Regions from separate parts of the Homo sapiens genome. Here region 1 is linked to region 2. Evidence: read pairs that join two places in POLR2A ChIA-PET (ENCODE). Cell type or tissue: Caco-2. All regions are shown on one strand. Each heading gives the region's core, and the rest is flanking DNA. Links, peaks and the distances in the headings are about the cores only. Region 1 overlaps RAD17 (RAD17 checkpoint clamp loader component). Region 2 overlaps OCLN (occludin).

Evidence for each region. Peaks named below come from ENCODE experiments on the same cell type or tissue, not always from the same donor. Only the 100,000 strongest peaks of a DNase experiment are listed, where the experiment ranks them.
Region 1: POLR2A ChIA-PET joins it to region 2 with 17 read pairs; 7 of 35 experiments call an interaction of 5 or more read pairs at or near these places.

What each region holds. Positions count from the first base shown.
Region 1 is chr5:69,405,794-69,414,132 of GRCh38, forward strand. RAD17 (RAD17 checkpoint clamp loader component) reads left to right here. Exons shown (of 19, transcript NM_133338.3): 18 at 4,700-4,757; 19 at 8,238-8,339. Among named protein-coding and RNA genes, the nearest start is that of MARVELD2, 5.2 kb to the right of the region's middle. In Caco-2, for the core only: no CTCF peak of the experiment used is centred there; no DNase peak of the experiment used is centred there.
Region 2 is chr5:69,514,471-69,522,809 of GRCh38, forward strand. The region is part of intron 4 of OCLN (occludin); the gene reads left to right. Among named protein-coding and RNA genes, the nearest start is that of SNORD13B-1, 21 kb to the right of the region's middle. RefSeq lists an enhancer at 2,641-3,522. In Caco-2, for the core only: no CTCF peak of the experiment used is centred there; a DNase peak (open chromatin) is centred at 3,463.

The DNA.
Region 1 (8,339 bases), core at 164-8,163, 110 kb before region 2:
CACTTTGGGAGGCGAGGCAGGCGGATCACTTGAGGCCAGGAGTTTGAGACCAGCCTGGCAAACATGGTGAAACCCCGTCTCTACCAAAAATATAAAAAATTAGCCAGATGTGGTGGTGTACTCCTGTAATCCCAGCTACCGTGGAGTCTGAGGCAGGAGAATTGCTTGAATCCAGGAGGTAGAGGTTACTGTGAGCTGAGATTGTGTTGCTGCACTCCAGCCTAGGTGACAGAGCCAGACTCCATCTCAAAAAAAAAAAAAAAAGAATATGAAGTCAGTATGTTGAAGAGATATCTGCCCTCCCTCCCAGTTTTATTGCAGCATTATTCACAATAACCAAGATATAGCGTCAGTCTAATTGTCCATTGGATGAGGAAAACATGGTATATATACACAGTGGAATACTATTCAGCCATAAAAAAGAACAAAATCTTGTCATTTGCAGTAACATGGATGAACCTGGAAGACCTTATTTGAAATGAAATAAGCCAGGCACAGAAAGACAAATATTGCATATTCTCACTTATATAGGAGCTAAAAAAGTTGATCTCATAATAGTAGAGCACAGAATGGGATTACCATGGGCTTGGGTGGTAGGGGAGTTGTTGATCAAAGAATACAAAATTTTGTTATGTAGGAGGAATAAATTCAAGAATTCTATTTTACAACATGGTGACTATAATTAATAGTATTTTGTGTGTGTGTGTGGTTTTGTTTCTTTTTTTGAGTCAGAGTATCACTCTTGTCACCCAAGCTGGATTGTGGTGGTATGATCACGGCTCACTGCAGCCTAAACCTCCTTGGCCCAAGTGATCCTCCTACCTCAGCCTACTGAGTAGCTGGTAACCACAGGTGCGCACCACCACACTTGGCTAATTTTTGTATTTTTTTTTTGTAAGGATGGGGTTTTGCCATGTTGCACAGGCTGGTCTTGAACTCCTGGGTTCAAGCAATCCTCCCACCTCAGCCTCCCAAAGTGCTGGGACTACAGGTGTGAGCTACCACACCGAACCAATATATTGTATTCTTGAAAAATGCTGAGAGTGAATGTAAAGTGTCTTTGCCACAAAAATAATAACTCTGTGAGGTAATATATATGTTAATTAGCTATAGTCATTCTACTATATATATATTAAAACAATATGTTGCCCACAGTAAATATATACAATTTTGTTTGTTAATTAAAATAACTCTGTTTGTAGTAGATTTTTTTTTTTTTTTTTTTTTGAGATGGAGTCTTGCTGTATCTCCCAGGCTGCAGTGCAGTGGCACCATCTTGGCTCACTGCAACCTCCAATTCCCAGGTTCAAGCGATTCTCCTACCTCAGCCTCCTGAGTAGCTTGAATTACAGGCGCATACCACCACACCCAGCTAATTTTTGTATTTTTAGTAAAGATGGGGTTTTACTATGTTGGCCAGTCTGGTCTCAAACTCCTAACCTCAGGTGATCCGCCTGCTTCGGCCTGTGTAGTAGAATTTTTAACAGGTTAAGTATCCAAAGGTCCTCATAGTGTTAGATGTGCAAACTTTAAAAGGTTCATAAAAATTAGTAAAAGTAAGATGTTTTGGTTTTTCTTATCAATTTTTATACTGTTTCTTCCGCTTTTATTTACTATGTCATTTTCAGCCATTATTTCTTTAAATATTTTTCTGCTGCTTTCTGTCCTTCTAGTCTTTCATTAGGGTATGTTCACTTGAAAGTGTTCCACATTTTTCTGAGATTTTGTTTATATTTCTTCTGTCTTCTATATGTCAATCTATGTCCAAGTTTTTTTTTTTTTTTTTTTTTTTTTTTTTTTGGAGACAGAGTCGCCCTCTGTTGTCCAGGCTGGAGTGCGGTAGCACCATCTCAGCTCACTGCAATCTCCACCTCCTGAGTTCAAGCAATTCTCCTGCCTCAACCCCCTGAGTAGCTGGGAATACAGGCATGTGCCGCTATGCCCGGCGGGGTTTCGCCATGTTGGCCAGGCTGGCCTTGAACTCCTGACCTCAGGTGATCTGCCTGCCTCGGCCTCCCAAAGTGCTGGGATTACAAGCATGAGCTACCACGCCTGGCCTATGTCCAAGTTTGATGATACTTCTGGTTCAAATCTACTGTTGAGCCCCTTTAGTGAATTTTTCATTTTAGTTATTGTACCTTTTGACTGCAGAATTTTCATTTGGTTCTTTTTATAATTTTTGTCTTTTTGTTGATGCTCTTTTTCATGAGACATTGTCATTACAGCTTTGTTTACTACTTTGAGCATGATTTCCTTTTCTACTTTGAAAATATTTATAATGGTTTATCTGAAGTCTTTTTCTGTTAAATTTAATGTGTGAGCCCTCGCAAAGGCAGTTTCTTTTACCCACCTTTTTCTTGTGTGTAGGTCACACTTTCCTGTTTCTTTACAGTCATAATTTTTTGTTGAAAACTAGATGTTTTAGGGAATATATTGTAGCAATTTTGGAGAATATTGATTCTCCTCCTCTGGGGCTTGTTTTTATTGTTGTGTGCTTGTTTATTTGTTTAGTGACTTGGCTAAACTCATGTAATGAAGTCTGTCTTTTGCAACATGAAGCCTTCCTCCCTCTTCAGAGAGCTCATCCTTGGCTGTGCCCACAGTTTACTTGGGATGATGGTGGTTTTAGCAGAGCTCACTTTGTCTCTTTCCCTGATATGTCTGTATAGCTCTTTGCTTCCTTTGTTATCACACTGTTGGCTACCCTAATTACTTTTTTTTTTTTTTTTTTTTTTTTGAGGAAAGAGTCTCGCTCTGTCACCCAGACTGGAGTGCAGTGGTACGATGGCTGACTGCAACCTCCGCCTCCTGGGCTCAAGCAATTCTTATGCTTCAGCCTCCTGAGTAGCTGGGACTACAGGCATGTGCCACCATCCCCAGCTAATTTTTCTATTTTTAGTAGAGATGGCGTTTCACCATGTTAGCCAGGTTGGTCTTGAACTCCTGACCTCAAGTGATCCACCCACCTTGGCCTCCCAAAGTGCTGGGATTACAGACGTGAGCCACTGTGCCTGACTACTCCCTAATTACTATCTAATTGCTCTGTTTTCAGCAGTGCTCTAGGACAAAAATTTCTCCACAGGCTGATCCAGTTTAATTTGGGCAGGTGTAGGCTTTCAAGCCAGTTTCTGAGGGTTGTTCTGAAACCAGGAGGGCCCTTCTTAGTTGTCTCTTTCCCTGGTTTCTTATGAACTAGTTGGCTTATGTTTAGCTTGTTCTTATTTAAGAGGAGCTGGTTTCCAGGGTGCCCTTTAGGCTTGAACTTCCCCACACTATGTTTCAAATAAAGTGAGTTCCTTTGGGGAAGGCTTCGGAGCTTTTTCCTACGGACTGCCTCTCCTCTGGGCAAAATCTCTAAGCCACTTATTCTGGGTGGGTGCCCAGCTGCAGAGGTAGCCTCTGATTATTTTGGCTTGCCTCTCCCAGTGTGGACCCTCTGCTATGTAACAAGCTGGGGTAAGGGAGACTGCAGCTGGGACAGGGGACAGTGCCTTTGGGTTAGAACCTCTTATCCTATGAGTAGGGCCAGGTGGGGAAAGGAAGCCCCAAACACCCTGCTGCACTCCAGTAGGAAGGAGTCCTTTGTTCTTGGCTGTACCCACCTGGAATGAAATGTTCATCAAGCTGAGCCCTCTCAGCTCAGGGTTGGGAATGGGAGGGAGGAGATAGTGGCTCAGATGCCTCAGATTCTTCCTGTTTGGTTTTCTTGAATAGATCTTTTCTCATTTGCTGTATGCTATTAGGACAATTTCCAGAGACTTCAAATGATTGATTTTTAAAAGTTTTCACCGATTTTGCTTATCTTTGGGAGTGGGTACACAAGAGCTTATGCTGTCATCCTGAAAGTTTACTATGTCATTCTTTTTCTTTTTGCATTTTTAATTGTGATAAAGTATACAAAGCATAAAGTTTATCATCTTAACCATTTTGAATTCTACAGTGCAGTAGTGTTAAGTATATCCACCTTGTTCTGCAACCAGTTTCCGAAACTTTTGCTTCTTGCAAAACTGAAATTCTATAACTATTAGCATTAATTCCCCATTTTCCCTTCCCCCTGGCAGCCACCATTCTACTTTCTGTCTCTATGAATTTATGACTCTAAATACTTCATATAGGTGGAATCATACAATATTTGTTCTTTTGTGACTAGTTGCACTTAGAATGATGTCATCGCAGTTCATTTGTGTTGGAGCATGTGTCCTTTTTAAAGCTGAGTAATATTCCATGAGATGTATATACCATATTTGGTTATCCATTCATCTGTTGATGGACACTTGGGTTGCTTCCACCCATTGATTATTGTTGATGCTGATATGAACATGGGCATACAAATATCTTTTTGAGACTCTGTTTTTAATTATTTTGGGTATATACCCAGAAGTGGAATTGTTAGATCATACAATAATTCCATTTTTAATTTTTTGAGGATGCACTATACTGTTTTCCACAGCAGCTACACCATTTTACATTCCCATGAGCAATGCACAAGGGTTCCAGCTTCTCCACATCCTTACCCACACTTCTTGTTTTCTGGTTTTTTGTAACAGTCATCCTAATAGATGTGAATTGGTATCTCACTATGGCTTGGATTTGCATTTCTCTAAAGATTAGTGATGTTCAGCATCTTTTCAGGTGCTTATTGGCCATTTGTATATTTTCTTTGGAAAATTGTTTACAACTTTTAAAAAATCTGTTTCAGCTCAGATTTCTTTTATCCAAGATATTGGAAGGCTCCCTCTGAAGCGACACTTTGGAAGGTAAGCTGATCATCTCAATTTCCAAAAAGCTGATAATGAAATGTCTACTGAATATGTTCAGTATGAATCAATAACTGTTACCTGTAACATCCAAGAAAGACATACTGTACCTAGTAATTTATAAACATAATTGTATTGTAGACCCTTCCTTTTCTTAAATATAACAGCATATCTTCACCCACTCCCAATGGACTATACCAGATTAAATGGAAGCATGGAATCACAAAGGCAGAGGAATCTTTAAAATCCTCCAACTCAACAAATCTAGAAACCCCTTGCCAGCTTTCCTGTTGAGAGATGTTCTTAGCCTATGCTTGAAGACCTGCAGTGACTAGGAACTGCCTCAGAAAGTAGAAGAGTCCTTCATATTTTCTTATTTTAGAAAATTTAAACAAGCAAAAAATAGATGTCTGTCTATATATATATATATATATATATATATATATACTGTTCATTTTATTGGAAAGTAGCTTCTGTGCCATTATCAGTGATTAACACAAAACTTATATTTCAGTTTGACTTAGCTTATTTGTAAGATCGAATTAAGCACTTAGGAATTGTTTAAAGATTTTAAAAATGGCCGGGCGTGGTGGCTTATGCTTGTAATCCCAGCACTTTGGGAGCCCGAGGCAGGTGGATCACCTGAGATAAGGAGTTCAAGACCAGCCTGGACAACATGGTGAAACCGTGTCTCTACTAAAAATACAAAATTTAGCTGGGTGTGGTGGCACATGCCTGTAATCCCAGCTACTCAGGAGGCTGAGGCAGGAGAATCGCTTCAACCCAGGAGGTGGAGGTTGCAGTGAGCCAAGATCACACCATTGCACCCCAGCCTGGGCAACAAAAGCAAAACTCCATCTCAAAAAAAAGATTTAAAAAAATCTTGCTTACTGAATGCATGGACAAAAGTAAGTGATAGAAATGGCACCTCTGACTCCTCCTACCTTTTCTCCTATTTCTGGTCCCAAATGGAAAACTCCTGTGATGTGAGCTTTTTCCCCCTCTTTACCCTCCAAGATTCATTAAGGCCTTTGTAGTGTTAATGTTTTTTTCTGTATACTGGCTTAGCTATGTGGGGCCCATCTTTCCTATCGCAGAAAGACCATGATGGATGGATCTTGAAGCATCGTCCCACTGGGATGTGATCAGGGCTTACACATTTCATAAACACTGCTTTTCTTCTCACATCCCTCTGAATGAAAGCAGGACCAAGTCTCTTTGATGGCTTCTCTCCCCAACCCCCTAAGATTATGGCATCAAAATAAAGACAAGTATGTTCTATTGTATTTTTGCTCCTGAGATGTATTGAGTTGCTGCAATTTACACAAGGCTAAATTGAATGAGAATCTTCACTATTTTATTATTGGTTCAACTACCTACTTGATGTGACTTGAGAGGCAGTATTTTCTTTTCTTTTTTTTTTGTAGACGGAGTCTAGCTTTATCGCCCAGGCTGGAGTGCAGTAGCACGATCTCGGCTCACTGCAAGCTCCACCTTCTGGGCTCACACCATTCTCCTGCCTCAGCCTGCCGAGTAGCTGGGACTACAGGCGCCCGCCACCACGCCCAGCTAATTTTTTGTATTTTTAGTAGAGACAGGGTTTCACTGTGTTAGCCAGGATGGTCTTGATCTCCTGACCTCGTGATCCGCCCACTTCGGCCTCCCAAAGTGCTGGGATTACAGGCGTGAGCCACCACGCCTGGCCACGAGAGGCAGTATTTTCAGTGCTATATATTACAATGACTGGTACTATCTTTTATTTATGTTGACCATATTTAAAACCATTGTTCATATGTTTAGTATTTAGTATTAAATATTAATACTTAATATTTAATAGGTGTTTAATTTCCTGTAATTCAACCTACACGTTATTTTTGCCCATTTAGCTTTTTTTCAGCTTTTACTATCCCAGCCTTATAGATAAGTCATCATGCACTTCAAATACTATTTACTTAGGGTGAATTCCTACAAATGAAATTGCTGGATCAATAGGTATATACCTTTTGGGGCTTTTCCTCTTTATTGCCAAATTGTTGGCAAGAATATTTTGCCAGTTTTGTATCCACTTACAGTGTATCAGTATGTTCTTTTCTCCTAACCCTTGCCACCACTGGGTTTTAAAAGTATCTTTGCCAGTTTAGAAGATGACAGTAATAGGCCAGGCGCAGTGGCTCATGCTTGTAATCCCAGCACTTTGGGAGGCTGAGGTGGGTGGATCATCTAAGGTCAGGAGTTCGAGACCAGCCTGGCCAACATGGTGAAACCCTATCTCTGCTAAAAATACAAAAACTAGCTGGGTGTGGTGGTGCCCGCGTGTAATCCCTGCTACTCCAGAGGCTGAGACAGGAGAATCGCTTGAACCTGAAGTGGAGGTTGCAGTGAGCCAAGATCGTGCTACTGCCCTGTAGCCTGGGTGACAGAGCAAGACTGTCTCAAAAAAAAAAAAAGATGACAGTAGTAGCTCATTATGTTAATTTTCATTTTTAAAATTACAAATTAGATTTAACAATTTAGGAACCATTTGTATTTGTTTTATAAGTTGTCCATGTTTGTGCCCATTTTTCTATTTCATTTTTTCCTTTTTAATTTGTAAAAATTCTTTACTGAAGGCTGGGTGTGGTGGCTCACACTTGTAATCCCCGCACTTTGGGAGGCGGAGGCAGATGGATCACCTGAGTTCGGGAGTTCAAGATTACCCTGGCCAACATGGTGAAACCCCATCTCTACTAAAAATACAAATTAGTTGGGCATGATGGCATGTGCCTGTAATCCCAGCTACTTGGGAGGCTGAGGCAGGAGAATCGCTTGAACCTGGGAGGCAGAGGTTGCAGTAAACTGAGATTGCACCACTGCACTCCTGCCTGGGCGATAGAGAAAGACAGTCTCAATGAAAAAAAAGAAAAAAGAAAAATTCTTTACTGAAGACATTATTTCTTTTTATTTTTAGGTGTTTTTGTTGTTGTGGTTTGGTTTGGTTTTTTTGTTTGTTTGTTTTTTGTTTGGAGACAGAGTCTTGCTCTGTCGTACAGGCTGGAGTTCAGTGGCACGAGCTTGGCTCACTGCAGCTTCTGCCTCCTGGGTTCAAACAATTCTCCTGCCTCAGCCTCCTGAGTAGCTGGGATTACAGATGCGTGCCACCACGCCTGGCTAATTTTTCTATTTTCAATAGAGATGGGTTTTTGCCATGTTGGCCAGGCTGGTCTTGAACTCCTGGCCTCAAGTGATCTGCCTGCCTTGGCCTCCCACAGTGCAGATAGTACAGGCATGAGCCATCGTGTTCAGCTCCTTTTTGTATTTTAAGTTGTAGGAACTTATTCAGTTTGTCATTTACCTTGTAGTTTTGTTTTTATAGTTAAAGGGACTAGCTAAACAGCACAATGTAGGTAAATGAAAGATGGCTTCATAATCATCACACTCATGGTGTAATTTAAAAATCTTCTCCTTTGGTTCTTATTAATGCCTGCACTGTGAATCTGACAGATTGAAAATGGAAGCCCTGACTGACAGGGAACATGGAATGATAGACCCTGACAGCGGAGATGAAGCCCAGCTTAATGGAGGACATTCTGCAGAGGAATCTCT
Region 2 (8,339 bases), core at 126-8,125:
CTCGTGGGTCAAGATTGGCAAGAGTGTTTTTGGAATAGCAGGTGGCAGGCCTTTTAAACTTTTTTTTTTTTTTATTGATCATTCTTGGGTGTTTCTCACAGAGGGGGATTTGGCAGGGTCATAGGACAATAGTGGAGGGAGGGTCAGCAGATAAACAAGTGAACAAAGGTCTCTGGTTTTCCTATGCAGAGGACCCTGCGGCCTTCTGCAGTGTTTGTGTCCCTGGGTACTTGAGATTAGGGAGTGGTGATGACTCTTAACGAGCATACTGCCTTCAAGCATCTGTTTAACAAAGCACATCTTGCACCACTCTTAATCCATTTAACCCTGAGTGGACACAGCACATGTTTCAGAGAGCACAGGGTTGGGGGTAGGGTCACCGATCAACAGGATCACAAGGCAGAAGAATTTTTCTTAGTACAGAACAAAATGAAAAGTCTCCCGTGTCTACCACTTTCTACACAGACATGGCAACCATCCGATTTCTCAATCCTTTCCCCGCCTTTCCCCCCTTTCTATTCCACAAAACCGCCATTGTCATCATGGCCCTTTCTCAATGAGCTGTTGGGTACACCTCCCAGACGGGGTGGTGGCTGGGCAGAGGGGCTCCTCACTTCCCAGTAGGGGCGGCCGGGCAGAGGCGCCCCTCACCTCCTGGACCGGGCGGCTGGCCGGGCGGGGGGCTGACCCCCCCACCTCCCTCCCGGACGGGGCGGCTGGCCGGGCAGAGGGGCTCCTCACTTCCCAGTAGGGGCGGCCGGGCAGAGGCGCCCCTAACCTCCCGGATGGGGCGGCTGGCCGGGCGGGGGGCTGACCCCCCCACCTCCTTCCCGGATGGGGCGGCTGGCCGGGCAGAGGGGCTCCTCACTTCCCAGTAGGGGCGGCCGGGCAGAGGGGCCCCTCACCTCCCAGACAGGGCGGCTGGCCGGGCAGGGGGCTGACCCCCCTACCTCCCTCCCAGACGGGGCGGCTGGCCGGGCAGAGGGGCTCCTCACTTCCCAGTAGGGGCGGCCGGGCAGAGGCGCCCCTCACCTCCCGGACGGGGCGGCTGGCCGGGCGGGGGGCTGACCCCCCCCCACCTCCCTCCCGGACGGGGCGGCTGGCCGGGCGGGGGGCTGACCCCCCCACCTCCCTCCCGGACGGGGCGGCTGGCCGGGCGGGGGGCTGACCCCCCCACCTCCCTCCCGGATGGGGTAGCTGCCGGGCAGAGACGCTCCTCACTTCCCAGACAGAGTGGCTGCCGGGCGGAGGGGCTCCTCACTTCTCATATGGGGCGGTTGCCAGGCGGAGGGTCTCCTCACTTCTCAGACGGGGCGGCTGGGCAGAGACGCTCCTCACCTCCCAGACGGGGTCGCGGCTGGGTAGAGGCGCTCCTCACATCCCAGACGGGGTGGCGGGGCAGAGGCGCTCCCCACATCTTAGACGATGGGCGGCCGGGCAGAGACGCTCCTCACTTCCTAGATGGCATGGGGGCCGGGAAGAGGCGCTCCTCACTTCCTAGATGGGATGGCGGCCGGGCAGAGACGCTCCTCACTTTCCAGACTGGGTAGCCAGGCAGAGGGGCTCCTCACGTCCCAGACGATGGGCGGCCAGGCAGAGACGCTCCTCACTTCCCAGACGGGGTGGCGGCCGGGCAGAGGCTGCAATCTTGGCACTTTGGGAGGCCAAGGCAGGCGGCTGGGAGGTGGAGGTTGTAGCGAGCCGAGATCACGCCACTGCACTCCAGCCTGGGCACCATTGAGCACTGAGTGAACCAGACTCCGTCTGCAATCCCGGCACCTTGGGAGGCCGAGGCTGGCGGATCAGTCGCAGTTCGGAGCTGGAGACCAGCCCGGCCAACACAGCGAAACCCCGTCTCCACCAAAAAAATAAGAAAACCAGTCAGGCGTGGTGGCGCGCGCCTGCAATCGCAGGCACTCGGCAGGCTGAGGCAGGAGAATCAGGCAGGGAGGCTGCAGTGAGCCGAGATGGCAGCAGTACAGTCCAGCTTCGGCTCGGCATCAGTGGGAGACCGTGGAAAGAGAGGGAGAGGGAGACCGTGGGGAGAGGGAGAGGGGGGAGAGGGAGAGGGCAAAACTTTTGACATAGATAACAGCATGACAAACCACAGTGACTAATTCTGAGTTAACATTATGAAATACTTCAGTGAGGCAAAGACAGATTAGAAAAATTTCCTTTTAAAAATATATACTATTAATCTTACCAAGCTTCCTATATGATGTGATTTGCTGAAAGCCTGGAAAGTTCCTCTTTAAAGATGCCTCCCAAATGAGTGTTAGTAAACTGTTTTTAGAGCTTTTTAGAGGCCAGGTGTGGTGGCTCACACTTGGAATCCCAGCACTTAGGGAGGCCAAGGTGGAAGGATCACTTGAGTCCAGGAGTTTGAGAACAACCTAGGCAACATAATGGGACCCTGTCTCTACAAAAAATAAAAAAAAAATTAGCTGGGCATGATGATGTATGCCTGTAGTCCCAGCTACTCAGGAGGCTGAGGTGATAGAATCACTGGAGCATGGGAGGTTGAAGCTGCAGTGAGCTGTTATTCTGCCACTGGCACTCTTGCCTGGATGGCAGAGTGAGACCCTGTCTCGGAAAAAAATAAAAATGAAAAGATGTTTGGAGTGAAACTTTTTCTAAGAAATCCTGTTAGGGTCCTGTTAGAAGCTACCTCAGAAACTGACATCACAGGGTTCTTTGAGCAGATTGATTTATTGTCATGAAGGTATGGCCACAGGTTCCCAGGAAGGTTTATTTTGGCCACTGGGAGTGGGGTGGCTAAAGATGGATGCTGGCTGCTGCTAGTCAGGTCTGGGGTAAAGACATTAATATATATATATATATATATTTTTTTTTTTTTTGAGACGGCTTCTGGCTCTGTCGTTCAGGCTGGAGTACAGTGGTGCAATATTGGCTCACTGCAACCTCCGCCTCCCGGGTTCAAGAGATTCTCCTGCCTTGGCCTCCCGAGTAGCTAGGACTATAGGTGCATACCACCATGCCTGACTAATTTTTTTGTATTTTTAGGAGAGATGGGGTTTCACCACGTTGGCCAGGCTGGTCTCGAACTCCTGACCTCAAGTGATCTGCCTGCCTTGGCCTCCCAAAGTGCTGGGATTATAGGCAAGACAATATCTTGAAGGCTTAGCTCTAACATTCTGTAAGTCTGATTTTTAAGGAAATCTAGGAAGATAGATGAAATTTTTTTCTGGTTAATTAAGGAGCAAAAATGAAGCAGTCTTAGGAAAGCCAGGAAGGCTGTGGTATGTATTCACCACTGAGACGATAGTTCTTATGTCCCTGCCCTTGACTTGAAGCCCTGTTTTTTTTTTCCCTCACTTTAAAGTGTGAAGGTGTTAGGAAGTGTTTTCTTTCGACATTTACCTCCAGGCAAGGCCACTTGTAGCTGGAATAGGACAGGTCTATATTATGAGCTATGAAGTAAATGTTTCGCTGAGAGTTTCTGGGTGTGTTAGTTTTCGTTGGCAGTTAGATTTGTTTACTTAAGGTTTCAAGAGGCTTAAAAACAACAAACCCGACTCAAGGGAGACCAATGCCAGTAATATTAGAGTCCCAGTGAACTTTGGCCTCTCATCTGATTTTACTGTCATGAAGGTTTAATCAGTTCTAGTTGCTTTTGATAATTTGGCAAAAGATAGCTGTTGTAACTTATGGAGGTGATGATGATTAAGGTGAAAGAACTACTTAGCTTTTAAGAAGGTATTATTTTAATAAAATTCCTCCTTGAACCTCTGGAAATTTGATAGCCTGTGGGTTGTTGCATGTGGACTTCATTGTTTCTCTCTAGTAACAAGTATTTTCATTGTATGTAAAAGAATTGTCTGTTGAATAGCAGATATATGATTTTGCCCAAACTAATGTTTTATGTGATTCTTAACCAGAGGCAAATTCCTCATTTCTTTTCCTCTGCCCTTCAGTTTTTTGAACTGAAATGCCTCAGAAAGCCTATTTAAAATAAATTATTTGGAGGTGGTTTAACCACAGATATTTTGCCTTTCTTTCTATTCTCCCCTCACCTGCCCAAGTTCATGTCGCGGAATTCAATACCACGTTCTCATTATTTCCTTAATTGATGGAACAGGCAGATGTAGCCTGTTACTCTCATTTCTGCCTGATTAGTTTCACCCTGATAATGTGGCCATCGCTGTGGAATTGTGTCATCCTGCATCTAAACTGTTCACAGTGGAGTAGATTAGGGAGTTTTCTTCCTTTTGGTCATGAGAAATTAATATCAAAACAATCTCTACTTAAAATAGTGGATGAGAATCTAGAATTAACTACTTGCACTAAAGGAGAATTAAAATTTGGGTTTGATTGATTGCAAAGAGCTGAGACAGGTTACTCCCCATATAGCTAATAATGGCTGATTCGGGGGGAAAAGAAAAACTCATGTCTGTAATCCCAGTACTTGCGAGGCCAAGGAGGATCACTTGAGCCCAGGAGTTTAAGACCATCTGGGGCAAGAAGGCAAGACCCTATCTCTACAAAAAATTTAAAAAATTAGCCGGACGTGGGCACAGGTGCCTGTAGTCCCAGCTGCTTGGGAAGCTGAAGTGGGAGGATTGCTGGAGCCTGGGAGGTCAAGGCTGCAGTGAGGCATGATCTCGCCACTGCACTCCAGCCTGGGTGACAGAGTGAGACCCTGTCTCAAAAAAGCAAAACAAAAAAGTACTACAGTAACAATTAGCTACTCAATATTAGTTTAATCCCTCCCTACAGATTGGGGTCGGTCTAGAATTTTATTATGTTACTAAATCTTACTGACTTCCTTCTTGGATTTTTAGCATCTTCAGGATTATAACACGCCTCCTGCCCTCCCACCTCTCAGAGCAGAGGGTAGTCAAAAGCTGTGCCTTCAGTGTTTAAAACAAGTTTTATCCCTTTTGTATAATCTGTGAGAAAATTTAGAGTTTTATAATTCCCTGTCCCTGTTGGCTCAACACAGTGGTTTCTCTGCCCTTCTTAGGGCTTTTTTTCCCCCTTCCTTTTTCTGGATATCTTGTTCCTTGTAAAATAAACAGCTCATGTTTGCACGCTGCTTGGTTTTTAACCTGGTCTTTTATAGTCACTCAGATGGATACCAGTTTGTATTTTAAATGTTTTAAGATTTGTTTAATTAAACTTTGCAGGTCTTTGTTTTGTTCTGCCCTCAAATTTCAGATCTGATTTTTTTAATTAAATATTTTATTTGGTTAAGTATGGATGATTTGGAAAATACAGTGAAGTGCAGTCATTCCTTGGTATACTCAGGTGGTTGGTTCCGGGACCCCCATGTATACCCAAATCCATGCATATTCAAGTCCTGTAGTCGGTGGAACCCATGTGTATGAAAAATTGGCCCTCTGGATACCTGGGTTTTGCATTCCGCCAATACTGTTTTCCATCTATGTTTAGTTGAAAAAAATCCACGTATATGTGGACCCATGCAGTTCAAACCTGGTTGTTCAAGGGCCAACTGTATAAAGTAATTTTTGTTTGTTTGTTTGTTTTTGAGACAGTCTCGCTCTGTTGCCAGGCTGGAGTGCGATGGCACGATCTCAGCTCATTGCAGCCTCCCGCTTCCAGGTTCAAGTGATTCTCCTGCCTCAGCCTTCCGAGTATCTGGGATTACAGGTGCCTGCCACCATGTGCAGCTACTTTTTGTATGTTTAGTAGAGATGGGGTTTTGTCATGTTGGCCAGGCTGGTCTCAAACTTCTGACCTCAGGTGATCTGCCTGCCTCGGCCTCCCAAAGTGCTAGGATTATAGGCGTCAGCCACCATGCCTGGCCTGTATAAAGAAAATTATGTCAACTTAAGTTACCACTATGGGGTACTTTTTTTTTTTTTTTGAGATGGAGTCTTGCTCTGTTGCCCAGGCTGGAGCGCAGTGGCACTATCTCGGCTCACTGCAACCTCTGTCTCCTGGGTTCAAGCGATTCTCCTGCCTCAGCCTCCCAAGTAGCTGGGATTACAGGCGCCTGCCACTGTGCCCGGCTAATTTTTGTATTTTTAGTAGAGACGGGGTTTCACCATCTTGGCCAGGCTGGCCTCAAACTTCTGACTACGTGATCCTCTGCCTCCCAAAGTGCTGGGATTACAGGCGTGAGCCACCATGCCTGGCCTGGGGTACTTTCTTTAATCATCTTTTTCCTTTCCTATTTCTTATTCTAAATTGGAAGTATGCTCATACTCCCTTAAATTTTTTTTTTTACTTTTGTTATTATTTATTTAGAGACAGGGTGTAGCTCTGTCACCCGTGTTGGAGTGCAGTGGTACAGTCATAGCTCACTGCAGCCTCAAACTTGTTAATATTTGTAAAATACTTAGTATAATACCTTGCACATGGTAAATAATGTAATGTTGTTACTTTTAATAATTTGGTGGGATTTTTGTTTTGAGATGGAGTCTCGCTCTGTCACCCAGGCTGGAGTGCAATGGCGCAATCTCAGCTCACTACAATCTCCACTTCCTGGATTCAAGTGATTCTCCTGCCTCAGCCTCCTGAGTAGCTGGGATTACAGGCACATGCCACCACGTCTAGCTAATTTTTGTACTTTTAGTAGAGATGGGGTTTCACCACGTTGGTCGAACTCCTGACCTCAGGCGATCCACCCGCGTCGGCCTCCCAAAGTGCTGGGATTACAGGCATGAGCCACCGTGCCTAGCCAATTTATTTTAAACCCAAAAATTGGTGTTATTTTAAAACCAAAAATAGGATCATAATGTACACGTTGTATGCAGTTTGCTTTTTTAAAAACTTTGTTTTGTGAACATCTTTCCAAGTCTGTCAGCACATAGACCTAATTGCTCTTGGCAGCTGGGTGGTATTTCATAGTATGAGTATACGATGATTCATTCTCCTATTTATGGACATTTTAATTGTGTTCAGTTGTTTACTATTACAGATAACGCTGCAGTGAACATTCTCTCACATGTCTTTATGCACTCTTGCTAGTGTTTGTGTAAGATAAATTTCTAGAACTAGTCATTGAGTGTGCACACTTAAAATTTTACTAGGTTAGCTGGGCATGGTAGCTCGACTCTAGTCCCAGCTACTCGGGAGGATGAGACAGAAGGATCTCTTGAGCTCAAGAGTTGAGGCTGCAGTGAGCTATGGTTGTGTCACTGTACTCCAGCTTAGGCAATAGAGCAAGACCCCTATCTCTTGAAAAAAAGCATTTTACAAGGGATTACCAAGTTGCATTGTTTTTGAAAGCTCTGCAGATTCTACTAACCCTGATGGTATATGAAATTGCTCAGTTCCCAACATTTTTTTCTGTTCTGGTTATTATCTGTCATTAATTTTTGTTAATCCAGTAAGTAAAAATAAAGTTTCATTTTCAAAATTTGGTGATTAAGCATATGCTTATTTCCTATTCTTCATCACTTGACATCTTCATAGCATGGCTTAGTTTTCCGTGATTGTTCGTTCTTTCCTGACTAGAGTTTTTTATATTATGGATATTAATATTTTGTCTTATTGATGATAACTTCTCCCACATTATTGTGGTCTTTCATCTTTGTCTACAGTGTTTTTTTGTTTGTTTTAAGAGAGAGGGTCTCACTATGTTACCCAGGCTCGTTTTGAACTCCTGGCCTCAAGTGATCCTTGTGCCTTGGCCTCCCAAAGTGTTGGGATTGTAGGCATTTGCCACCATGCCCAGACTTCTTATTTTTTTATGTACTTATATTTCCTGTCTCTTTATGGCCTCTACATATCTTTGTTCCTAGAGAGTTTTACACCCCCTTCAAGGTTTAAATAATACCCTCCTGTAGTTTCGTTGGTATTTTAAAGTTTTATTTTTTTTACCCCATGTGTACTAAATGTGTGCAGAGGGTTGAGTTAAACATATGTCAGTCCTTGGTACATTTTAACATCCTTGATTGGTGTAATGTTCCTCTCTCATATTTCTTGTTTTTATTTTCGCCCAACCTAGACCTTTAAGATCACCAGAAGCTTTAGACCACCAGAAACATATTTTTTTAAACAGCTTTATTGAGGTACAATTTATATACCATACATTGTCATCACCCATTAAAAATTTACAGTGATTTTTAGCAAACTTAGAAGTGTCGTGCACCCAATCCAGTTTTTGTGTTTTTGTTTTTGTTTTTAACATCCAGGATATACACTGGACCACCCCCCTTGTTTTTTAAGATAAATGTTTCATTTTAGAATAGTTTTATTAATAGATTTACAGAAAAGTTGCAATTATAGTATGATGGATTTCTGTATACCACGGCACTCAGTTTTCCCTTTTATTTTTTTTTTTCTTGAGGCAAGGTCTCACTCTGTTGCCCAGGCTGGAGTGCAATGGCGCAATCATAGCTTACTACAGC